2 separate regions of the Mus musculus genome follow, and region 1 is linked to region 2. The links are chromatin loops, found by intact Hi-C in ENCODE. Cell type or tissue: gastrocnemius. All regions are shown on one strand. Links, peaks and the distances in the headings refer to the core of each region. The heading gives the core; the rest is flanking DNA.

Region 1 (12,930 bases), core at 2,811-10,810, 110 kb after region 2:
CAGTCTTGTTTTCATTTTTTTTTAAGGCAGGACCTGTCTCACTATATATCCCTGCCCAGCCTGGAAATCAACATGTAGACCAGGTTGGTCTTGAACCTGTGTCGATCCTCCTGTCTCTGCCTCCTTGGCGTTAGGATCAGAGATGACTGACACCCCACCTACTTTATAAATAAGTTTTTACAGCCTATCTCTCTCCATAATTATTTAATAAGTATTGAATGCAGAACAACATTGTTCTACTTTAGGTGAGATGGCTCAGCGGTTAAGAGCACCAACTGCTCTTCCAGAGGTCCTGAGTTCAATTCCCAGCAACCACACGGTGGCACACAACCATTTGTAATAGAATCGGATGCCCTCTTCTGGTGTGTCTGAAGAGAGCAATGGTGTACTCATATACAAAATAAATAAATAAATCTAAAAAAAAAAAAAAGAAAAAACAAGAAACAAAGTTGCCTTCCAATTTTATTCTATAACTCTAAATTATAAATTAGATAACATAGGTGATTTTGTTTTTCTCCTATAATGTCCTCTCTGGGTTCTGGGTCAGACTTCCTACCAATAAATTCCTGAATTTTGCCCATTCTGCTTAGCTAAAATGAGCTATCAAGCTTTGGCTTGTTATAAATTTTCAAAATGAAGAAAAAGTAGTTAAACTTTGAAGTATGGTTCATTTGGAGAAACTGGTTATTGCATATTTTGTAGAATAGCATTTAACTCAATTTCTCTAAAATTAAGACACAGTGACTTAGTGAACCGAATGGAAGAACACGGCACAGATTCATTAAGATATGCAACAAAACTTGGTTACAGAAACAGCAACAGCAATATGAAAAGCAGCTCAACTGGAAATATTGTGAAATTATTTTCAACTTCATATGCTAAATGAAGGAGATGCTTTGATTGCTATGTAGATAATAGAGAAAGCCAAAGTCATGAGCCTGGTAAAAGCTGTGTGAGCAATTTACAAACTGCTTATGTTCTAATATCATAACACTACACAGTAGTACATTTAATGGGGAGAGTTCAATTTTAATAAATGACAGTTAAGTGAATGATTTGAGTAAGTCATTCAAAAATCTCAAGTTATATTTCATCTTTATAGCCAGTGAGCTAGAAATATAGTCCCAGGAATAGTATTCTCCCAGCACCTGTGTGACAGTGAGTTAAATATCTGAGTCGTTTTTTGAGGGGAGAGTGGAAGTTGAAAGATCCTCCTGCCTCATTCTCCCAAGTGCTGGTGTGCACCACCACATCTGTCTTAATCTTTAAAGAAGTAAAGGAAATAAGGAAGGAACAAGTAACTACTGCTGGCACTGGGGATTTGCAAGTGAGAGAGGAATTACCTAAGGGTTAGCTGAGATTCTCCTTTCAGCACTAGGGAATTTCTTCCTCCAGTTCTCTTTGCCAACCCACTACTCTCCACACAATCCTACCTCTGGCCTCTACTTCACATTCCAGCCAACTCTCTGAGAATGCAGATGCTGAGCCAGATGTGATGATATATCCCAGATGCCCCAGCACTCAGGAGTCTGAGGCAGGAGGATGGCAAGTTCAAGGCTGGCCTGAGCTACAGAGCAAGACAGATCCTATCTAAAAGTAATAGCATTATTGGGATGCAGTTAGGTATTTGCCTAGTATACTCAAGATTCTGCTTTCAATCCCCAGAACTAAAAAGAAAAAGACACAAATGCTGGAAGTGGGCAGCCTGGGTTGAAAGCTGATGGGCCTCAGACAGTCACTTTAGATGTTGACACTGTAAATGGAAACAATATTAGCACAGTTTAAGATAAGATGACCAAGCCTCAATCAGATTCCTACAAGTTGGGGCTGGAGAGATGGTTTGGCAGTTAAAAGCACTTACTGCTCTTCCAGAAGACCATAGTTCCATAGCAAGTGCTCACAACTGCCTCAACTCCAGCTCTAGAGGATTCTATATCTTTGACCTCCACAGGCATTGCACTCGTATGCATAACTTAAAAATGAGAGAAACAAATCATTAAATGGAAAAGAAAGAAAAAAGATTAAGTGAATTAAGACATATAGAGTGTTTTTTTTTTGTTTGTTTGCTTGGTTGGGTTTTTTTTTTTTTTGGTGTTTTTGAGGCAGGGTTTCTCTGTATAGCCCTGGCTGTCCTGGAACTCACTCTGTAGACCAGGCTGGCCTCGAACTCAGAAATCCGCCTGCCTCTGCCTCCGGAGTGCTGGGATTAAAGGCGTGCGCCACCACGCTCAGCCTATAGAGTGTTTTTGGATGGTCCACCTTCCTGTGGTAGGCAACTCCCGACAGTTTCCAATGATCTCTGATTCTTGGTTTAGATCTGTGATACCTCCCCTTGAGTGTGAGCTAGAACCTAATGACTTCCTCTCAACACATGGACTATAACAAAAGTGACAGTGGATGGTAAATGTTTGTTTGTTTATTTGTTTTTGAGACAGGGTTTCCCTGTATAGCCTTGGCTGTCCTGGAACTCACTCTGTAGACCAGGCTGGCCTCAAATCAGAAATCCACCTGTTCCTTCTTCCTGAATGCTGGGGTCAAAGACATTCACCACTACCACTTGCCTTCGATGGTGATTTTTTTTTAATATATGAATTTAACTGGGCTATAAGATACCCAGATAGCTGATAAAAATTGTGCATCTGTCTGCATATGTGAAGATGTTTCCAGAAAAGATTAGCATTTGTCTGTATGGATTAAGTGAAGGAAAGTGCATTCACCAACGTAGTGGGCGTCACCCTACCCAAGAAGAACACAGCCAGAACAAAGTTTAAATTTACTCTGCTTGAGCTAAGATAGACATTTTGATCAATCTTGTCTACTGCCATGTGCTTCCTGGTCCTCAGGCCTTTCTTTACGTAGAAGGAAACTCTACCAGTGGTTTTCCTAGGTCTCCAGCTTGCAAACTGATACCACTTCCTACTTCCCCTCCTTCTGTTGCTAATCTCATCCCCACCCCACCCTCTGCCCCTGCAGTGCTGTGAACTGCTCCTAGGAGAGGCTTGTGTAGTAAGAAACTGAGGCAAGCCTTTAGCTACCAGGCCATGAGAAAATGATGACTTAGTAGAACAATTTGCAAGGAATCTCATCCACCTAATTAATGTCCAAGTAAGGAAGCAGCTCATCCCTCCTGACTGAGTTTTAGCTGCCTCTGAAAACATAGCCTGAGTACAGCCAGATCCCTGATACACAGAAATTTAACTAATAATAGCTGTGTTAAGTCAGGCATGGTGGTGCATGCCTTTGATCCCAGAATTCATGAGGCAGAGGCAGGTGGACTGGAAGATCCTGACAGAATGTAAAAGGTCACAGAAGCCCTGAAATTGGCAAAATAGATTTCATTGTTAGTAGAACTAGCTTCACTGATTTAGAAAAATAGAGGTGCACAATGCTCTGGCCGCTCCTCGAACCTGTGTGTCTGCCAATGTTCTGACCAGGTGTGTGCCCACTGCTGCACCACATTGCCAGGTGTTTGTGATATTGGTTGCTATATTGGTTGCTGGGAAAGAGTCGGAAAATCTCCCCAGCAACCACAGTCGGGGCCAATCCGGAATTGCTGCACCTTCATTAGACTCCTTCCTAGTTTCCCTCCCATACCCATTTCTTGAGGAATCAATCATTTTAGAATAGACAGACATTGTTTAAATCTGGAAATCCCCTACTCCCCCCTTCTCCTTCCCTCCATGAGGGCCTATAAAGACTTGGACCCCTTTCCCCTCGAGGTCGACTCCTCTACCCCTGCATGGGATATGAGTCGTCCCCAGAGCTCTGGCTTTCCCCGAATAAAGCCTCATGTAGTTTGCATCAACTTGGTCTCTCTTGAGTTCTTGAGTGTCCGCCATTGTCCCGAGGCCTGAGTGAGGGGTTCCTCTCTGAGTCTTTCAGGACCTTTGTGAGTTCTTGGCCAGATAGAGCTGCATAGTGAAATCCTGTCTTTAAAAAAAAAAAAATGTTGCCAGGCGTGGTGGCGCATGCCTTTAATCCCAGCACTCGGGAGGCAGAGGCAGTCAGATTTCTGAGTTCGAGGCCAGCCTGGTCTACAGAGTGAGTTCCAAGACAGCCAGGGCTATACAGAGAAACCCTGTTTCAAAAAAAAAAAAAAGTTATAGTAAGTTATTATACACTATCTAGGGATAATTTCTTTTTTGGCAATAAGTTAAATGGTATCAAGTACCCTACAAATGTCGGCTAGTGACAGAATTCTCTAGTTCCTTTCCCCTCCCCCCAATACTCACATACCAGTGAATAGACCCACTCACTCCAAGTTGATCAAACCAAAAGGAAGAAAAATATTTAATTCTCTCTCTTTTTTTTAAAGATTTATTTATTTATTATATGTAAGTACACTGTAGCTGTCTTCAGACACACCAGAAGAGGGCGTCAGATCTTGTTACGGATGGTTGTGAGCCACCATGTGGTTGCTGGGACTTGAACACTGGACCTTTGGAAGAGCAGTCGGGTACTCTTACCCACTGAGCCATCTCACCAGCCCTAATTCTCTCTTTTTAAATTATTATTTTTTTACTTATTCACTTTACAATTCTCTTTTTTAACCCTTCCTCTTTGACATAGAACAAGCTTCATGAATATCTGAGTAAGAACAATTCAGGAGTGTATTGAATTAAGGTCGAGGGTTTTTTTCTAAATTATGTATGTATGTATGTATGTATGTATGTATTTAATGTATGTGAATACACTGTAGCTGTCTTCAGACATACCAGAAGGGGGCATCGGACCCCATTTCAGATGGTTGTAAGTCACCATGTGGAAGAGCAGTCAGTGCTCTTAACCACTGAGCTATCTCTCCAGCCAAAGGTTGAATTTTTTTAATGAGTGAGAGACAGAGGGAGAGACAGAGTGTTGGGAGCTATTAAGGCAACGCTATTGTCCTGATCTCTGAATTGGGCCTCTCCCCCCGAGAAGAAAAGGGGGTCAAAAGCGGGCCACCAGATGCACCGCTCCGAGAAAGTCAGCGCCAGATGTCCTGACCTCAAGATGTACCCTGATACCACCAAGTTCCTGCTTCCCCTTGTAGTCGCCAAAAGAAAAATTTCTGCTGCCCCATCCCTCCTGCTGAGGTGCATTTCCTCTGCCCCATTCCTCCTGCTGAAAGGCACTTCCCCTTTTTTCTTGTGCTTTTAAACCTTGGGCCTGGCTAATACATTGGGGGCTTTGATGCATTCCAGAACGGTTTCTGTGTCGTTATTCGCACAAGGCCCTCGTCTCTCTCTACCCCCCCATTTGGTTATTAGGAGGAGGTCCCCTCGAGACCCTCGAATAACTGGACCTGCTGGATGGGTCAACAGAGAAGAAGGGAAGGAGGAAGGGAGGGAGGGAGAGAAGGAAGGAGAGGGGAGGCAGAGAGAGGGAGAGGGAGAGATCCTATGTGTCTATGCATAGAACTTCAAGCCAGAGAGAAAGTGATTTAAAAAAAAAAAAAAAAAAAACAGAGAAGGAAGTCAAGGTCATTAGGGTCTTGAGAGCAGTAGAAGAAGAGGCTTGGTTTTCAATCAAAGTGTGATGGGAAATGAAGAGAGGACATTAAATAGAGTCATTAGATGATGTCATGTTTTAATCTGAGTCTTAGTTCTTGTACAAGACTCTTTGGCTTCAGTATGGAATAAAAGTCAAGGGTGAGGCAGAGAGACAAGCAAGGGAAATGTTAGTATTCTACACTAGCAATGGTCCTGTACTTCAGGTCAAATACACTGGTAATAACTCGTCTGAGCAGAGGGGTAGATTTTTGAAATATGGTTGATAACACTGGCTGAATAATGACATGAACCAAGAGGCCCTGAGTTTGGCTGGCATGAGTTTAGTTTGACGTATAGGAAAAGATGAGGAGGAGCATAGAGCTAAAAAACAAAAACAAAAACAAAAACAAAAAACAAAAACAAAAACGAGATCCTGTCTAAAAACAACAAATCTACCTCAGGAGAGAGAACTTTTGGCCTTATGAGCTACTACAAGCTGATCTGACTGTTCCAACCCTGACTTCCATGTCCATCTGCTTCTGACTGTTATCTGATGCTGCCCCCACACTGCTCAGTACTGCTCTGGAAGGCCTCTGGTAGTGACATGCCCAGTACTGTGATCTCTGATACTATCTCCTACCACTCTTACTTTTTACATTGGCTCCCTTCTCTGGGTCTCTCTCTCTCTCTCTCTCTCTCTCTCTCTCTCTCTCTCTCTCTGCCAGTGCATGTGTGTGAATAGAATATCCTCTAGGTCTGCCATTTAACATGGGGGATGTGGGTTTTCTGACCAAAATATGAGGTTCTTGAGATCAAACCCAGGAGCCTTTCATATGCCAGTCACACACTCCACCATTCCATTTTATTAATACCATTTCCCTCTCTACTCTCTTCTTTCTGTCTTCCTTTTCCTTTCTTTTTTATAATACAGTTTTATTAAGAAGAATGCTCATTTATTTGTTTTAGTAGTAAGTCAAATGCATTATAATAAATTTAACTTAGCAACTTCTCATTGTTACTGGGTATACTTACTTGTTTTACATGGCATCTTCAAGATCTTCCTATAAACACTTGTCTTCCTCCTTTTCCCCTCCTTTCCTTGTTCTCTCCATTTCCTTCATCTCTTCCTCTTTCTCCTCTTCCTCCTTCTCCTCCTCCTTCTTTTCACACTTTTATTTTGAAGCCAGGTTTCAACTCATAGTCCTCCTTCTTCAATCTCCCCAGTATCTGTTCAGTAAGCACAGCCCTAATATATGCATTTTGGCATAGCCACTTCCTTCTTTAACTATTTGCTACAGCAGAGCTTCCAGTGTTTTCCTCAGGTCACAGAAGCAATACTTGTAAGACACAACCATACAGTGTATTAGCGCCATCTTCTGGACTAGCCAGGGCACCAATTTCTGTACCATGAAAAAAATGTTGTAAGTAAACTCTCCCTTTTCCCATTTAAAATTCCATTCCCTGTGTCCAGTCCCCAGGACCCAGTCCCACATATATACCGCAATCCCTGTGGATACACATTAGCCAGGCCTACAACTATTTCAGAGTACAATCTTTCCTTCCCCTCCAAAGCAGGCACCATGCCTCTGAGTCTGATGAGTAAGACAGATGGACACAGAGCCAGGGCTATACAGAGAAACCCTCTAAAAAAAAACAAACCAAACCAAACAACAAACAAACAAAAACCAACAACAATAAAAACTGCCCACACATAGACACAAAATAAATGTTTAAAAATAATATATATTTTTTAAAAGGTGGCAAGGTACTGGCAAGCTTTGGCAGACCATGCCTGCAACCCTAGCATTTGACAGGCAGAACCAGGAGGATCAGGAACTCAAGATTATTCCTACCTACATATAGTGAGTTTTAGTCCTCCCTGGGCTACATTTAAAACAAAACAAAAGACAGGTATCACCGTGCCCTGGAAACCCTGATATAGACTAAAATATATCTGGTTCAGCTTTTTAAATACAATCCGCAATCACAATGTTGTGCTTCAAGTTATTTTTTTAAGATTTTTATTTTTGTGTTTAATTATGTGTCTATTATATGTCTGTCTGGGAAGGAGGGGAATGTATATGTTGAGTGAGGACTTCCGCAGAGACCAGAAGAGTATATCAGATTCCCATGTAAATACAGGCTTGCCTGAAAACCTGAGTTCAATCTCTGGGATACACACACATGCACACACACACACACACACACACACAATAAATAAATAAATAAATAAATAATAAAGCTGGGCAGTGGTGGCACATGCCTTTCATTCCAGCACTTGGGAGGCAGAGGCAGGAAGATTTCTGAGTTCGAGGCCAGCCTAGTCTACAGAGTGAGTTCCAGGACAGCCAGGGCTACACAGAGAAACTCTATCTTGAAAAAAACAACAAAACAAAACAAAATACAAATAAATAAGTAATAATTTAAATTTTAAATTAAATTTTAATTTAAAATTAATTACAATTTTAAAAATTTAAATAAGACAAACAATAAGTAAATAAATTTAAATTAAATATATGCTGGCAAGTATGAAGCTGCTGTCAATGGTTGCTGGCTTATTCACATTGCACTTTTCTGGGCATGTGTCTGGCAGACTTCTGGGAAAGAACATGCAGAGGACGACATCAATGTGCTTCTTTCTATCCTTGATAATTTAACTACAGAAAAAAGTAAAAGAGCTAGACATGTAACATACATATGTAAACCCAACACTCTGGAGGCTAAGACAGGACTGCTGTAAGTGCCAAGGCAGTGGGCACTATATATTGAGACTGTCCCAAGAAAAAATGAGTGGACTGGAAGATGGCTCAGCAGTTAAGCACTGGCTGTTCTCAGAGAGGATCTGAGTTCAGTTCCCAGGGCTGCTAGCTACCAATCCTGATTCAGTAACCTCTTCCAGCTTCTGAGAGCACCAGGAATGCACATAGTGCACATAAGCATACAGACAAAACACTTATACACAAAATATTCACATACATTGTAAAAATAAATGTAAAAGAAAGAGGTCACGGGTGAGGCTCTAAGTTTAGTGTGGTCATCCTGCTTCTGCTTCTCAATTCTGGGATTATCCTGGCTAAACAAACAGGAACAGATTGTAAATTGAGTGTGGTGACTCAGGCTGTAATCTCAACACTCAGATAGCAAGCTAAAGTGAGATCCTGGGGGCCCGGGGTGGGGGGTTGGGGGGGAGTTTGCTCAGTGGTTTAAGAGACTCAGGTTCTATTCTCAATACTTACATGGCAGCTCACAACTTTAATTCTAGTTCCAGGGAATCCAAGACATATGCATATAGGCAACACACACACACTAAAATAAAATTAAAAAGAAACCATTTTTAACATTTACATTTGGGCTGAAGTAGCTACTTACTAAACTATGGGTGAAGCAACAGATTAACTCATCTTTGCCCTAAAATATTAGAGTGACCACTCAGTGAGTTTATCTAAAATGAGGGTGTTAAGAAATTTAAGTGTTGCCGGGCAGTGGTGGTGCACACCTTTAATCCCAGCACTTGGGAGGCAGAGGCAGGCAGATTTCTGAGTTCAAGGCCAGCTTGGTCTACAGAGTGAGTTCCAGGACAGACAGGACTACACAGAGAAAGCCTGTCTCAAAAAACCAAATTAAAAAAAAAAAGAAAGAAATTTAAGTGTTTTCTTACTTTCTCTAAATGATTACCTGTACATATTTATCTGTGAGTGTGTGTGAACGCCTAGAAGGCCTTGGGTAATCTCTATCACTTTCCCCCTGTTCCTTCAGGGACAGCATGGTCAACTCAAGGCTAAATGTTTGTGTGGACCTTATTATGTGGGTTCTAGGATCCAAACCTCAGTCCTCAAGATTAAGTCATTCTCCAGCCAGTAACATTTTGTCATTAAAGGGTGGGTGGGGGAATGCCTACTGGGCATGGGAGCACAAGCCTTTAATCCCAGCACTCAGGGAGCAGAGGCAGGAAGATCTTTGTGAGTTCCAGGACAGCCTGGTCTACATAAACCCATCTGAAATTATACAGGTCCTTCCGCGCCCCCCCCCCCCCCCTTCTTAGATAGGGTTTCTCTGCCTAGCACTGGCTGTCCTGGAACTTGCTCTAAAGACCAGAGTGGCCTGGAACTCGGAGATCTACTGGGCACTGCCTCCCAAATGTTGGGATTAAAAGCATGTGCAATCACCAACCTGTTGAGATCCTGTCTTTTAGAAAAGTATACCTAAATTCTTAACATGTTTTTCACCAACGCCACCTGGTGGTGCACCAGAAGAAAATTGATTGAGCCTGTTTCCTGGGACAGTTTTCTCAGTACTTCAGCCCACTTGCAGTCTATGAAATGTTTTTGTTACTGAACTTGGGGGTTATAGCCAATCCTCTACTGAGGATTGTGAGTCTGAGGACAGGTAAACTCGCTCTAATTGAAGCTGAGTTTGCAACCTGGTGTTAAAGTTCAGAGGCCCCAAGTAACCGGCAAAGAGGCTATAGAACTATAGGGGATTTGCCATTTCCCATAGGAAGCAGGGACCTTGAGTGATGGAATAGTGAACAGTAAGTTTATCTAAATAGCTCAAGTCCAAGAATACACTTGTGTCTTAAACAGCAACACAACTGTTCAGTTCCTTTTCTAATACTACCAGGGACCTGCTTAACAACTTGAGGCTGCTGAGCCATTATTTAAGACTGAAACATAAACACAGGCACAAACCCCGTCTTTCCTTGCAGCTGCAAAATCCCCTGCCTGAAGTTAAGTGCAGGTAAGCTATGTAAGTATAGACATTCTAAAATAGAGTAATTTCCTCCTTTCCAGACATGGAGACAAAAGGGCAGCTCTGATTTTAGTCACCTTCTACACAGAATGAAAAGATTTGTCTAAGATCCCCTAGACTCAACATACCACAATAATAAGTAGCCTTTGCCCATGGTGCAGGGAACATGATACCAACAATGAGTAACCAAACTCCACTGCTAGCTAGAGAAATTATCCAATAGGACCCTCTGGCTCCTTTCTTTCATGAATGAGCCCATGAAACTCCTACCTTTGATCCAACTTGGCTGTCTCTTCCTTTTCCAGTCCCAGTTCATTAAACATCACACAAAAACTGCCAGGCATCAGGATGCTGGATCAATATGGACACTGGACTACGGGTGCCTGGAGAACTTCAGCATGACATTGACAGCTGGCACTAAGTTCTGGCTGTTTTGAAGCTGTTTTTAACCCAGGATTTCATATACCTCAGGTGGTCTAGAATTGTGATCTTCCTGCCCCCATCTTTTATAATACATTTCAAACTGGCATTAAAAACAAAACTGGGGTTTTCTGGATCAGCTGGAAGAGTGCTGCTGTCTAGTAAGGCGAGGACCAAAGTTCAGATCCCTTGTATCCAGTCATGTTGGGGCACAGCTGTAATCTCAGTAGTGGAGGCAGGAGGGGGTCCCTGGTGTTTCTAGTTATGCCACAGCTTTAGTAAGAGATCTTGTTTCAAACACTAAAGGCGTACACATGAACCACACACAAACAGGTAAACTCATCTTCCATGACCAGCCTTTGCAGGAAGCAGAAAACTTTTCTGGATTAAAGAGGCACTGGCTGCTGGACCATCAAGCTAGTTTACAGAGTAAACAAATGTGGGCTGGAGAGTTAAGGTCCCTGGTTGCTTTCCTTTTCCAGAGGAAGGAACACCAACGTACACAAATTTAAGAATAAATAAATAATTTAAAAAGCAAGCAAGCAGGCTGGAGAGATGGCTCAGCTGTTAAGAGTACTGACTGCTCTTCCGAAGGTCCCGAGTTCAAATCCCAGCAACCACAGTGGCTCACAACCATCTGTAATGAGATCTGATGCCCTCTTCTGGTGTGTCTGAAGACAGCTACAGTGTACTTTGGGCCACAGCAAGTGGGCCCGGAGTGAGCAGAGGTCCTGAGTTCAATTCCCAGGAACCACATAGTGGTTCACAACCATTTGTACAGCTACAGTGTATCATATACATAAAATAAATAAAAAGCAAGCAAACATTGCCTGATGAGGTGGCACACCCCTTTAATCCCACCACTCAGTAGGAAGAAGAAGGTGAGCCTCTGAGTCCCAGGCCAGCCTGGTGTACAGAATGAGTTTCAGGACTGAGGCCTATACAGAAACCCTGTTTTGAAGAAAAAGAAAGCAAACAGGAATCAGAAAAGCAGGCTTTATTCAAGTTAAACTCTTTACACTTCCACTCAGCTGCAGGTTTGTTTAAGAATAGTGGTGATTTGGATAAGAATGGCTCTCAAAGGCTCATATATTTGTTTCAATGTTTGGGCTGCAGCTTGTAAAAGTATGGGGAGGATTAGGTGTGGGCTTGTTGAAGGTATGTTACTGGAACTAGGCTTTGAGGAATCAAAAGCCCACCCAGCTTTCTCTACCTCTGGGTTGTGTCTCTCTCATGATTGTCTCAATCTGAAAGCTTTCAGCTTGATTCAGCTTCATGCCTGACTGCCTGCTGTCAAGCTCCCACAATGGTCATTGACATTTCCTTCTGAAACTGTTAGGCAAGATCCCAATTAAATGCTTTCTTTTGTAAGTTTCTCTGGACATGGTACAAAAATGTAATTAAGACTGAACTTTACAGGACTTTTGATCAGTGTTTGATCACTTGGCTCATGGGTGTTTCAGAACAGATCCACCTTCCTACTTCTGTAATCAGTGGTAGCATCATAGATCAAAATGCTAGTGTGTTGGTTCAGTTTGTCCTAGTTGGTTTGCCAATTTCACAAACCTAGACTTCTCAGGGAAGAGAATCTAAATGCCTCTGTGTTGGTTTAAATAAGAATGGCCTCATAGGTTCATGTATTTGAATCCTCGTTTCCAGTTGGTCAGCTGTTGGAAAGGGTTAGGACATGTTGGAGATGGTGCGCTTTGAGGTTTCAAAAGCCCAGGCTAAGTTGCTTTACTGTCCACTGACTTCTGGTAAGAATGTAAAGCCCTCAGCTACTTGCAAGCACCATGCCTGCCATGATAACAAAGTAACCCTCTGAAACTGTGAGCAAGCTCTCAACTAAATGCTTTATCAGAGGTGCCTTGGTCATGGTGTCTCTCACACCAACAGAATAACTAAGGCAGCCTCTGTAATATGTGGCACGTTTTCCCGACTAATGATTGATGTGGGAGGGCCCAGCTCACTGGGGAATTAGTCCCAGGTTGTAGAACCATGAAAAGCAAACAAACAGTCGGCAGCTCTCCTCTATGGTCTCTGCTTCAGTTCTCACCTTGACATTCTGACTCCTGGCACTGGAAGGACAGAAGCAAACAGTCTATATACAAGCTTCCCAGCTCACAGAAACTGGAATATGAAGTCTGAGAAACATATTTTGTATATAAAAGCACCCTGACTCTAGGCACACTAAAGACAAAGGAAAAAGCAATCTTGATTGTGCCACAGCACATGTGAAAAGGTCTGAGGAAAATGGTGGGAGCTAGTTTTCTCCTACCTTGTGGGTTCT
Region 2 (12,930 bases), core at 1,902-9,901:
CTAATAGCATGGAGGATAGATATCTGTCCAGATCTTGTGCTGTTTAAGGCTTATTGTAAATATAAAGGTTTTGTATGTGTCTTTTATCCAGAAACTGAATGTTCAAAGGTGATGATGTATAAACCCTGCGTCGGGATTAAAAACTTCAACAACACAGATGCTGGGCAGTGCACAACTTCTGTAGTAACTACAGCTCCTGAGTATAATGCACCTTCCAAGAGCATGCATACACACATACACACACACACACACACGAACATGAACATGAACATGAACATGTACCTATAACTAAAATATACATATATGTATGTAACAACTAATGAAAAAAGGCCACGAATTTGAAAAAGGGCAAAAAGGAGTGGGAGGATTTGCAGGGAGAAGGAAGAGAGAAATGGTGTGCTTATATGATAATCTCAAAAAAGAAATACTTTTTAAAATTATTTTTTAATCTATGAAAAGAACAGGTGACCAGCAAATTACTGCTGGTTTTGCTTCTAATTTGCTTCTAATTATGCAGAAGGCTTTACATTTTCATCTGTAGGTATGAAGCCAGATGTGATTTGCTGAGTATGCCTCAACCTTAACTCATGCCTCCTTTGCTAAGTATGGTAACTTTGAAAGTTGAACACTACATGAAGTTTTTAAAAAATTAATATCAAATTCAAAATTGCAAGATGCTTTCATTTTCAAAATTATGCAGTTTTCTCTCTTCACAATACCCAGAAGGTTCAAACTACATGAAGTTTAAAAAAGAATTAATATCAAATTCAAAAATGCTTTCATTTTCAAAATTATGCAATTTTCTCTCTTCACAATACCCATACTTGGGAAAACTGGATTCAATGATTTCTAAGGTATTGTGAAATTAAAAATAAAGGTGAAAGTAGTATTTGCTTAAGTATAGCTACTCTAAGTCACTTTGGTCTAACTCACTGGTTACTGAAGACCAGAGTTTCAACATGAAAACACAAAAATAAAATATTGAATATGAAAATTAAAGATTCACTTAAAGGTCTTAGGTACAGGAAGGCCCGGCAGAGTAACACTGCACTACTTCAGCAAGCCCCCTGGGTGCCTGACAAACACAGGATGAATCTGCAGTCACATGGCTAACAGCAGTGTAACTGGCACCTGCTTCCCAAACCCTCACTTAACTGAGCAAATCTGTCACTTCTAAACATAGCAGTCTGTGCTCACAGACACAATGAACACATGGCTAATTTTCTTTAAGGAAAGGCCATGTTCCAGTTGGGAAGGAGAACTCTGGGTTTTCATCGGGAAAGCTGACATATGACAAGAATGGCCCAATGCAAATCTAGCCTGACCATTTGTGACCAGGTACAATAGCCTTCAGCCTCCTGACCCTCACTTCTGCCTTTGCAAAGAGACTCTCCTACCTATTAACATCCTTGAACCAGCTAAGTACTGAATACAGCATCTAAACTCTTGTCCCTGGGCCTCAGCAGTGACTACTGGCCAGAGTTTACTCCTGGCCTTACCTCTTAGTAAGAGGAAGGCCAGGAGGATCACCTCATCAAAGCCAGCCTTGGTTACAGAGCAAGTCTGGGGCCAACCTGAGTGGCTGAAGACCTTGTCTCAAAAAATTAATTCTATTTTACCTTAGTGTTCCTCTGAGAGTTGGATGTCTTCAAGTTTTTGCTTACTCCTCTCCAGTCTTACTGCACCTCTTACAACTATGTTCCTTTACTAATACTGGCCACTGTAACTGAAAGCTCCATCCTTCTCCACTAAGATTAGACTGTGGGTCCTAGAAGTCAAGACCCTTGTTCTATTCAAACAGCAATTCACAGAAACCTAGCCTGGCACACAGTAGATATGATGATCTGAACTCAGATTAGTGCAAAGGCTAATACTGTTGACTTTCAATAAATGTGCAATTTCCTAGCTCAACTATCTTAATACATTACTTTAAAATTTGAAAGCAACTTATTTGCTTGTGTGTTTAGAAAAAGGCTTTCACTACCTAGCCCAGGCTGGTCATAGACTTGTAGTCTTCCTGCATAAACGCTGAAGCTAGGACAATTTTTAAAACTTACCAATATAATGAAAAATAAATCTTTAATACCAAGACTGGGATGGTGAGACGGGTCAGCAGGTAGGATCACTGCTCATAGTGCTGGAGAAATAGTTCAGTGGTTAAGAGTGCTTGCAGCTTTTTCAGAGGACCTGGGTTCATATCCCAGCACCCATGTTAGGCAGCCCACAACTGCCTATAACTCTAGTTCCAGGAGATCTGATGTCCTCTTCTGAGGAAGCCCATACGTATATGCACACACGTTTGATATACACACACAAATACGTAAATGTGGCATGTACACACACATACAAATAATAAATTAAAAAGATAAGAACTCATAACCATTGCTCACATAAATTTCAGTTAATATAACCATTCTAATAAAACACAAGGTGCCCACCCACCTCTGGATGATCTTCCACAACTGTTAAGATAGTGTCGATGGTGTGTAAAATCCCCATGGCCATGACAGTTTTGTCTTCAATTTCTTCATACTCATCACTCTGAAGAACTTTACCAAATATCTCAGCCTGTGAACATTACATACATACATACATGTAATAATATTATATACATTATATATACATTATATTTGCTACCATGCCAAAGGAGCAGGCACTGCACACCCAAATGCTACCATTTCTCAGACACTAAGTTCTGCACTTTGTTGATCGAATCACCTTTTTTCTTGCAATGAAGGATGCTGGCATGCTTTAAGTATAACTACCCTTTTGTATCCATTGTAGTCACACACATGAAACACTTATTAAGTAACTTAACCAATAGCTAATATTTATTTAACTGTTAGTTATCTTTAGGCAAATAAAACTGAAATCTAGAAACACTGAAAACAAGTGTTTCTAAAAAGAAAAATGTGACAGAATATTTAAAAAATGAAAGCAAAGATCACTCAGAAAATTATAAAAAACAAAAACAAAAACCTAGACACAGACAAAAATAGAAGAAAGGGTATACGGACAGGATTCAGTTCCAGTCTGATATCTACATCAGGAAGTACAAAAGAAGGTGGGAAACATTTAAAAAAAAAAAGAAAAGAAAAGAAAATACCGAAGAGGCAACAACATCAATAAACTATTCTCCTGGGCTGGCAAGATGGCTCTGTGGTAAAAGCACTTGCCACATAAGTTTGGCAACAGGAGTTCAATCCCCAGAACACACATAAGTTTGGAAGAAGAAAACTAACCCCACAGAGTTGTTCGTGTTCTCTCTCTCTCCCCTCTCTCTCTCTCTCTCTCTCTCTCTCTCATACACACACACACACACACACACACACACACACACACGCACGCACGCACGCACACACACACACACACACACACACACACACACGCACGCACACGCCCTATGTATAGAAGGAAAATGAGATTCCAATTCCAAGTGCTCATGTTAAGAGTGTCATTATGGCCAGGCGTGGTGGCGCACGCCTTTAGTCCTAGCACTAGGGAGGCAGAGGCAGGTGGATTTCTGAGTTCGAGGCCAGCCTGGTCTACAAAGTGAGTTCCAGGACAGCCAGGGCTATACAGAGAAACCCTGCCTCGAAAAAAAAAAAAAAAAAAAAAGAGTGTCATTATGGCATTTCAGGATATTACAGATCAAAGGAACTATCCTGAATGGGGTTAATTTAAGGCTAATCAGTCCAGCCTTAGGAATATCTGAATGATCAAATACTGTCATATTAATATTTTGTTTACAAATAAAACTCAACTCCAAATTCTGGAGTTTAATCTATTGGGAGGGGAGGTTGTTGGTTGTTTAAACTCCTGGGAGCTTTTTTTTTTTTTAATGTGTATATGTTTTGCCTCCAAATATGTCTGTGCACCCCACACATGGCTGATGCTCATGGGGGTCAGAAGGTACCAGAGCCCCTGGAACTGGAATTACAGACAGCTGTGAGCTGCCAAGTAGGTTCTAGGAATTGAACCCTAATCCTCTGGAAGAGTAGCAAGAGCTCTTAACCACTGTACTATTATCTCCCGCCCTCATTAAGGGCTCTTTACCAAACTAATGTACACTTAGCTCATTCTTACTGCTGCTATGTGGCTATTTCTTCCTGAAGGGAGTGAAAGGAAGAGGAACACTTATAAGACTTCAGAAGTAAACAAAAATTACAAGGCTCTTAGAAGGGAATTCAGCAAGTTCATAAGATTCACAAGGCTCCTCTCCAAATTATAAAGACAACAAGTGCAGGGGGAGAGTGAATTGCTTCAATATTATGCAGGGAGCTCCAGAGATGAAGCTTTCATGGTCGGTCACCCATGTTGGAATGAGCTTTTCAGTAATGTGGCACCCTTGAGTCAGCCATTCTGTACATAGCAGGTTTCTGTAAGTAATCACATCTCTCCAGCAGAAGCCAGCCATCACTTACCAAGTGCTGGGTTGTGTCGACAGCGATGGAGGCCACGTCCTGACTGTACTCACATATGAGCTTCTGGATGACATTGGTAACATCGTCATTCTCCGTCTCTCTGACGATATGCAGCAGCTCCTGCATGATGAATCTCACGTACGGTTTCATGTGCTCCTTGGCTAATGCAGTCAGATAGATGAAATCAGCAAGAGCTCATCACTCAGACATGGTAACTCCAAGATAAGGCTCTAGATGTTGCTGTGCTGTGGTGAGCAAGCTACAAAGCCATATTAAATAACCTTCTGGAGTCATACAGCATCAGGCTGTGATGTTCTGCCTAAGGAATAATTATCCCAACTCAAAGGCCAACAGTTCTACACCCTATGAGAAACTCTAATTGCACAAATGCTGTGTCATGAGCCTGACTGTGGATCCAGATGACAAGTGTAAAAACCCTTGCCCACAGAGACTATGGTCCACACTGAAGAGAACCATCACTGTCCTGCCCAATCTTTACCTACCCTCCTCAGAAGATCTTTACACCTCATCCAATCTTCCTGCTAAAACAGGACATAGCACATGCTCTCATAAAGCTAAACTTACTTGCAAAGGTTATTTGGATCTTGAATAGAACATCTTTGTGAACAACCCAACAAACTGTGTCACTGCACACTGGAAATATTACCTGCTACTTTCTGGACTAGTAGCACCATGGAACCCTAGAGTTGAATCTTGGTGCTATCCAATCTAACTTCTTAAACTGAGACAGGAGGAAATGAAGGCCTGACAGGTTTAGAACCTTGCCAGCCTTTAAGCTGCAGAGAGAAGCTGGATGCCCTGCCCACTTTCACATGGTCAGTCAGAGAGCAACAAAGCTGGTCCAGGTACCTTACTGCCCAGCTTACTCTACTACCCAGCAATTAGTGTTTCTGACTAAATTTTTCTGGAAACCACAATCCACAGAACTAAAATGGGCAGAATAAATACCTATAAAATTCAGAAGTGGAGCAAGGAATCTAAACTCAGGATCCTCAGGCTTAGAAATCTGCTTCTTTAAAGAAGGAAGTGAGTGAGATTATTTAAGGCTATTTATTTAAAAAGAAAAGATACATGTGGCATCACCTTGTGCCTGGTTGGAGATCAGCGACTGCAGTGCAAGGGCAGCTTCCACCTTGACAGGCATCTCCTCGTCTTCAATCAGGCTCTTCTTGGCTAATTCTACTGCATTTCTGAGGTTGAGCTCATTGTGAAACTTCAAAGAACTAAATGCATGCAGCACCCAGCAGGACTGCAAGGAAAGAAGGGGTACTAACTGGGGTGGCAGTGCTCTGAGGCTGCGTCGGAACAGCCACTGGATGGCATCATTGTGTCAGGGGCAGCCACTGGATGGCATCACTGTGTCAGGGGCAGCCACCAAGATGACCGCTCTGTGAGTGTCAAGGGGCAGTCACTGGCATGACAGCACTCTGTGACAGTGTTCCACATGAAAAGCCTTTCACCAAATCATCACATTCACTTAAAAACTACCCTACAGGTAGAGATCTTAAGATTCATTACAGATATAAGGAAAACTTACTCTAGCTCGAAGATATCCCAGGTTAGACATTAATAATGGAAATACATGATTCTGCAGGAACAGCTCAATTTGGTCCTTGAATAAACTCTTCTGTTAGGAACAGAAATTCAATTTTAGTGTGCCAATGACTATATCATAATTTCTGAAAAGTATGCTTATGATGACTTGTAAAATTGTTTGATATATACTCTGCATCTTTAAAACAAGTCAGAAATCGCATCTTAGATCAATCTTATATTAACTGATGTTTGTAGAAAGAACAAATTATACTAAAATCATTTCAGATCTTTCTTACAGAGCTACAGTTTCACGATGACAAACTTGCAAAAGTAAATTTTCTTTTTGTTAAGAAAGCAGGTGACAGAGTTGGTGAGATGGCTCAGCAAATGAAGATGCCTGCCATCAAACCTGATCACCCGATTTGATCCCTAGTACCCACATGGAGACAGGAGAGAACTGACTCCCAACTCCCACATGCTCTGACCTCCATACCTGTGTTGTAGGACACACACACAAAAAGGGACATACACACACACTTAAAAGTAAGTAAATAAAACATAAAAAAAAAGTTTAAATACCAAAGATTAAGAAATATATTTTTAAAAATAGACAACAAAAGAAAGGATATTTATAGGAAGGTGACTAGAATTAGTCACCAATAATTTTCATTCTTTTATTGGCTTGAGCTTCACAGCTTTATTAACTTAAATTTTGATAATCGAAGCTGGAAAAAATGGCTCAGTTGAAACAAACTGAGAAAATGGCTATCTGCTACACAATGTGAAGACCTGAACTGAGATTTCCAAATGGGCCAGGAGCAATTGTACATCAAACCTAAGCATGTGGGTAGTAGAGCATCAGATAGGTCCCCAAACCTCAATGGCCAGTCAGTCTTGTAACTGGTAAGTTCCAAGCCAATGAGATACCTGTCTAAAAATAATTAAATACCAGCTAAAGAGATAACTCAGCAGTTAAGAGCTCCCGCTGCTCTTCCAGAGGACGTAGGTTCAAGTCCCAGTACCCACATTGCATCTCATAACCTTCTGTAACTTCAGCTTCAGGGAATCTGACACCTTTTTCTGGCTTCCTGAGGCACCAGGCATGCATATGGTATTCAGACACACATGCAGACAAATACCCATACATATAAAGTAAGCGAAATAAAAAAATAAATAAAATGGGGAGCCATAAAGGAAAACACCTGACTCCAAACACATGTATATATACATGAACATACACACACTATCACACATACACTACACAAATACCCTCCACCACATGAAAAAAAGAAACTGATAGTCTTAACCTTCAACAAAATCTCAGCCAGGGAACCAATCACATGCAGGGCTCCATCTTTCTTCCTAGGGTCAAAGTTCGGGTCTGTTAGTATCTGATAACAGAACGCCATCATTTTTGGCAACACCTAAAGAAAGCGAAGAATCCATTTCAATCTGTGTGAATCTCCATCTTGTCACTACCGAGCTAAGTATGAGCATTTTCAAATTTAATTGTCAAAATTAAAACTAGTTTATTGCATTTTTCTCATCAACTATAAGCTCAAGAAGAAGGTATCAAGGATGCTTCAACCTTTTACTTGAACAACCACAAAAACTATTTAAAGTGACAGGTTATAAGTAATAATGATATATATTTTCAAGTATTAGGACATATTAGGATATCAAATCAATATGAACTACTTTTCAGTTTTAAACTACAAAGAACAACTGTATACCTCTTTTCTTTTCTTTGCAGCTGTATACAAGAGGGTCTGGGCCGCTGTGGTAGGAGAAGCATAATCTTCGAAAATATCTAAAATGTCAGAATAAATCTTGGTAAAAACACAACTCTTTATTATACAGATTTTAAACCTGGCCAGTGGTTTACAGACTAAAGTCCCAAGACTTTCGTACATAATTTATGAGTTAGCATGTTTAGTTACCTTGTGCTACTTTTCAAGAGAAAGACAAAAGAAAACCAGTATATCCCAGGATTCTATTTCCCTGAACACAGGAAAAGTGCTTCACTTCTATATTAAAATACAACAAAAACTTACTCAGAGTACCCTATGTGCCAGGCTCTAGGCTCTAGGGACGCAAAGATCAAATATGGAAGCTTACAAGGCAGAGACAGAGACGACCCAAATGTACTACAGCAGGCAGGCTGAGAGCACAGATGTGAAAGGGTTAGGAAACAGTGATTAACACAGAGAAAACCCTCCTGGCCCATTCTCTGTTAAGTGACAAGAATGAAGTGACCAGTAAGTGAGGGGAGAAAGTCATCCATGGGACTCTAAAGACAAAAACTTCAAGCAGAAGAAACAGCAAGGATGAGTTCTAAGGAGTACCAGGCACTTAACAGCACTCAATGGATGATGTATCAAATGCTGAAGCGCTTACATACTACTTAACACCATAAACACTTCCAGTTTCACAACATGCCCTCATGCATGTTTGTATACCCCATTCATGTAAAGGGGTATAGGCCACAAGAAGGTTTCAAATCCCTGGAACTGGAGTTACAGACAGTTGTAAGCTGCCATGTGGGTGCTGGGAATCTAAATCCTCTGGAGAAGCAGTGAGTGCCCCAGGCGGTGAAATTTGTAAATACCCATGACAGCAGAAAGGCTGAGAACAAGCATGAGAGGGTTTTATTTTTACTATTGTATCATAGTGTAAAGATGCCAAAGCTATTAGTTGTTATCTTTAAAAAGAGATACCATTTTACCAAAATAAATAATAAATTAAATAATGTTAGGCCTATCTAAGTTAAGTAAATACACTATACATTACAAAAATCAAACAGGTGCTAGGTTAAGAAGTTGGGCACAGTGGTACACACATATAATCCCAGTGGTGAGGAGACTGTAGCTAGATTTCTGCAAGTTCAAGGCAAGTCTGAGAAAGACAAAAGAGTCTTACTCACAACGTCAAAAGAAAAAAGGACTAAAGATGGAGCTGGAGGGTGTCTGAACGGTTAGGATGAGGGTGGAGAGATGGCTCAGTGGCTAAGAGCATGTTCTGCTCTTCTAGAAGACCCAAGTTCAGTTCCCCAGCACCCACATCAGGCAGCTCACCATCACCTAACTCTAACTGCAGTTCTAAGGAATCGAACACTCTTCTGGATTCCCCTTGGGTACCCACACATACATGGTGCGCGTGTGCGCGCGCACACACACACACACACACACACACACACAGACACACATCTTTTAAAAATAAAATAAAAAATGTTAACTTTTTAACTAAAGAATGCCTTAGGGTTGGAGGTTACCTCAGTGTAGACGACTTACCTAGCATGCATGCTGCATAAAGGCTTAAATTCAATCCCCAGCATACCTTGCCAGGTAGGATAGCAAATACCTATAAATGCAGCACTCAGAAAGCTGAGTCAGGAAGGCTGCCAGGAGTTTGAGACCATCCTACTACATACTGAGTGAAATCCCATTCAAAAAAAAAAAGGAAGAATGAGGAAGAATGTCTTCATTCTTCTGTCGAAGCCAACAAGGAAAGGTGCAGACACAGGAAGAAAGGAAAGCAAGTCCTGCACAGAACTTTTCAAGGCACGATGGAGAAAGAACAATGGAGAAAGGTCAATGTTCCTCCTTCCCTCGTTCCTCCTGGAATCAGAGCATGCTAAGCTCTGTAACTCTGGAGCCCACGATCTAGGCCCAGTCAGGACTCTATGCTGAACTTTGGAACCTAAGACATCTAACTCAAGAAGGGAAACAATTTTCTTACAGTACCTTCAATACATCTATCTCAGTTCAAATCTGGCAATCTTCATTTCAACATTACTGAAGGCAGACTAGTGCCAATTAAGACCAGGAGAAATTAGAAATGAGAACAGAAAAAAAGAACAGAAAACAAAGCAAATGAATATGGTAACATTGTCACTCTCTCGCATATCTCCGATACACAATAACATCTGCAACCGGGTTTTACCCAGACAAAGGGGGAGTTGTCACCAGCAACCTACTCAGCACAACAGCTTCTAGAAAGATCCAAGCCCAATAGATTCCCAAAGGAACTGGGTCACATACAGTGAGGCCAATGAGGGAAATCCTATTCCCTGATGGAATATGAAGTTCAAAGGAGTGGGAGGGTGGGGATGCACCAAGCTGAGTTGCTTCCCAAATGTGCAGGAACCAAAATTCTCCCAGAATATGCGTGCAATGTGGTAACACAGAGGAGAAGGTGGTCTCACCATTTCAGACTCACAGCCTGTGTAGCCAACCACTCTGCAAAGACCTTAGCTCTGATGAAAGAGATGAATAAAGCTACTTTCATCTCCCTCACCCAGAGGCACCAAGCTCCTTGGCGCAAAATGACATCAACTTTTCAGAATTTCATAGCTCATCAAGAAGAGCAGAACTGCTTCGAAATATAAGTTTAGTTGTATTTACATATGCAGGACATGCTGAGGGAAAACTTGTCTCAATTACCAAATTTCATCCTTATGTATTCATACGGATCTTCTTGCCACAGCTCTTCATCCTCGTCTTTATAACACATCACAGAAAAAATCACATCTTCAGAGATATTCTACGACAAGAAACAAACAAGACAATTGGGTACTGGCTAGTCCAACAAGACTCATAACATTAGTTTTCCAGCTACAGAAATCCTTCTCAGCCTGCATTCACAGACATAGGGCCCAACAGCTGAAGACTCAGAAAGACTGAACACTTGGAAACTGGAGGCTAGAAGCAGAAAAGACCAGTTAAACGATGCTCCTTGAAATAAGGACAAGAACAGCAGAACTTTACTAACAAACCAACAGCAAACACTCCATGATTTCTAGTGGAAGGAAAATGCCACCAGGGTCACATTTACTGTGACATTTCTCATTGTGAAAATGTTTCATGTGTCCACATTAGTCTTAAGTATCAACACATCAACAGCATTGTGTGTTTTCTGCTTCCATTTCCAAAACACTAGTACTCTACTCCACAGCTGTGTTTCAGGGAAGGTTCCTAAGCAGCCCAGGAACAGAAGTCCAAGATCACTGGGCAGTAGTGGCGCACGCCTTTAATCCCGGCACTTGGGAGGCAGAGGCAGGCGAATTTCTGAGTTGAGACCAGCCTGGTCTACAAAGTGAGTTCCAAGGCCATCCGCCACTTCATAGGAAGTTTAATATCACTCTGGGCTACTGTCTCAAAAGACAAAAAGAACTCTAAGCATGGCATGGTGGTACATGAATTAATCCCAGCACTCAGGAGGCAGAGGCAGGTGTATCTCTGTGAGTTCAAAGCCAGCCTAGTTTATATAGTGAATTCCAGGACAGCCAGGGCTACACAGAGAGACCTTGTCTCAAAAGAAAAAAAAATTTACACCAAGAACTCAGAGTTTATTGGAAGTAGAGATTCACTTTTTGATGTCTTCAAATTACCCAATTATTTATTTGCAAATAAAATGAATATACTATTGATCCATCATTTACCATTTTGGTTTCTTCAATTATTACAAATAATGATGTTAAATTCTATTTTTTCTAGAAAATAATTGTTAATAAAAACAGGGTTAGACATTAATAAAAGTTTTTAAAATTTAATAAAAATTAAAAATAAAATAAAAATAATAAAGCTGTTTTTAACAAAACAAGACTTCAACCTCTGCTAAAGAATTGAATCCAAGAAAGGAAGGAAGTTAAGAAGGAAGATAGGCTGGCCTTTTGAAACATAGCCACAAGAGAAAAATCATTTATCAGACATCATCTTCTGCAAAATACCACTCCCTTTGTAAAGCCCTACTGGCAGATTTCAAAATGTTTTCAGACAAGGGTCAAGGAAGCATTATGATGTGCCTAACAGAACAGAAACTAAGGCTAAATAAATGACTGAAGGAACCTATGCCAAGCCTCCCAACTCACAAACCTCAAATGCTCCAACTTTGCAAGCCCTTTATAATGTAAGGCTGTACTTGTAAGAAATTATTGCTACTGGAAACAAAGATGAAATATAAAACATAAGACTAAACAATACCGCTGGTGAGGTGGCTCAGTGGGTAAGAGCACTAACCGTTCTTCTGAAGGTCCCGGGTTCAAATCCCGGCAAGTACATAGTGGCTCACAAGTACACTGACAGCTACAGTGTACTTATGTATAATAATAAATAAATCTTTAAAAAAAAAAAGACTAAACAATACCTACCTGATCTAGAAAAACTAACAACCAACAAAGGTTTAGAGAGCCACCACCAACACTAACCTGTATATGTGGCTTCATCTGCTTCCAAGTCACAGCATGGACAACCCCTTGGTTTAGATAGTTGAAAGCTTGCTGAAGAACACGGGGGGCTATATACTCTTTCTGTCTGTATTGGTCTAAAATTTTTAGTAGTACCTACAGGAAAACGGGTGGGGGTTGAGAGGGAGGAACACAGAACAATTACTAGGTTAGAAAGGAAACAGTGTTTACTCTATGACATAAAATACTATAGAGACACCAGGCTATGCAAGCGGATTTAGGGAAGATAATGTGAGAATCCTCATGCAGGCATTTTACTTTTTAGATAGGTCTGTGTATTACAGTGAGCTCAGAGATAGCTCACTGAATTTTAAGCATTTTTTTTCTTCTAACATATATGCCACGCAGAACAAGTCTATTTTCTAGTCCATGGCACGTGTGCTGGTTTGAATGAAAATAGCCCCCTATATGATCACAGGGAGCAGCACTATTAGGAGGTGTGGCCTTGTTAGTGCAAGTGTGGCTTTGTTAAAGGAAGTATGTCATGGGAGGGGAGGGAGGCGCTTTGAGATTTTAGCTGCTCAAGCCAAGCCCAGTGTCACTCTCTCTTCCTGCTGCCTGCTGATCCAGATGTAGAGTTCTTAGCCACCTCTCCAGTACTATGTCTGCCCGCATGCTGCCATGCTTCCCACCATAAAGATAATGTACTAAACCTTTGAATTGTTTGTTGGGTTTTTGTTTGTTTTGTTGGGGGGGGGGTTGTTT

Evidence for each region. Hi-C counts contacts between places; a loop is a spot of excess contacts. Peaks named below come from ENCODE experiments on the same cell type or tissue, not always from the same donor. Only the 100,000 strongest peaks of a DNase experiment are listed, where the experiment ranks them.
Region 1: it touches region 2 in a loop (3-fold over the local background); 3 of 42 quality-filtered maps call a loop at or near these places.

Annotation. Positions count from the first base shown.
Region 1 is chr6:148,907,318-148,920,247 of GRCm38, forward strand. No RefSeq gene overlaps it. Among named protein-coding and RNA genes, the nearest start is that of Caprin2, 18 kb to the left of the region's middle. In gastrocnemius, for the core only: CTCF peaks have their summits at 6,853 (motif pointing left) and 9,711 (motif pointing left); a DNase peak (open chromatin) is centred at 6,839.
Region 2 is chr6:148,794,199-148,807,128 of GRCm38, forward strand. It overlaps Ipo8 (importin 8), which reads right to left. Exons shown (of 25, transcript NM_001081113.1): 9 at 12,187-12,321; 10 at 10,424-10,523; 11 at 7,715-7,791; 12 at 7,289-7,405; 13 at 5,983-6,072; 14 at 5,529-5,694; 15 at 4,425-4,585; 16 at 2,443-2,568. Among named protein-coding and RNA genes, the nearest start is that of Ipo8, 31 kb to the right of the region's middle. In gastrocnemius, for the core only: a CTCF peak has its summit at 5,756 (motif pointing right); no DNase peak of the experiment used is centred there.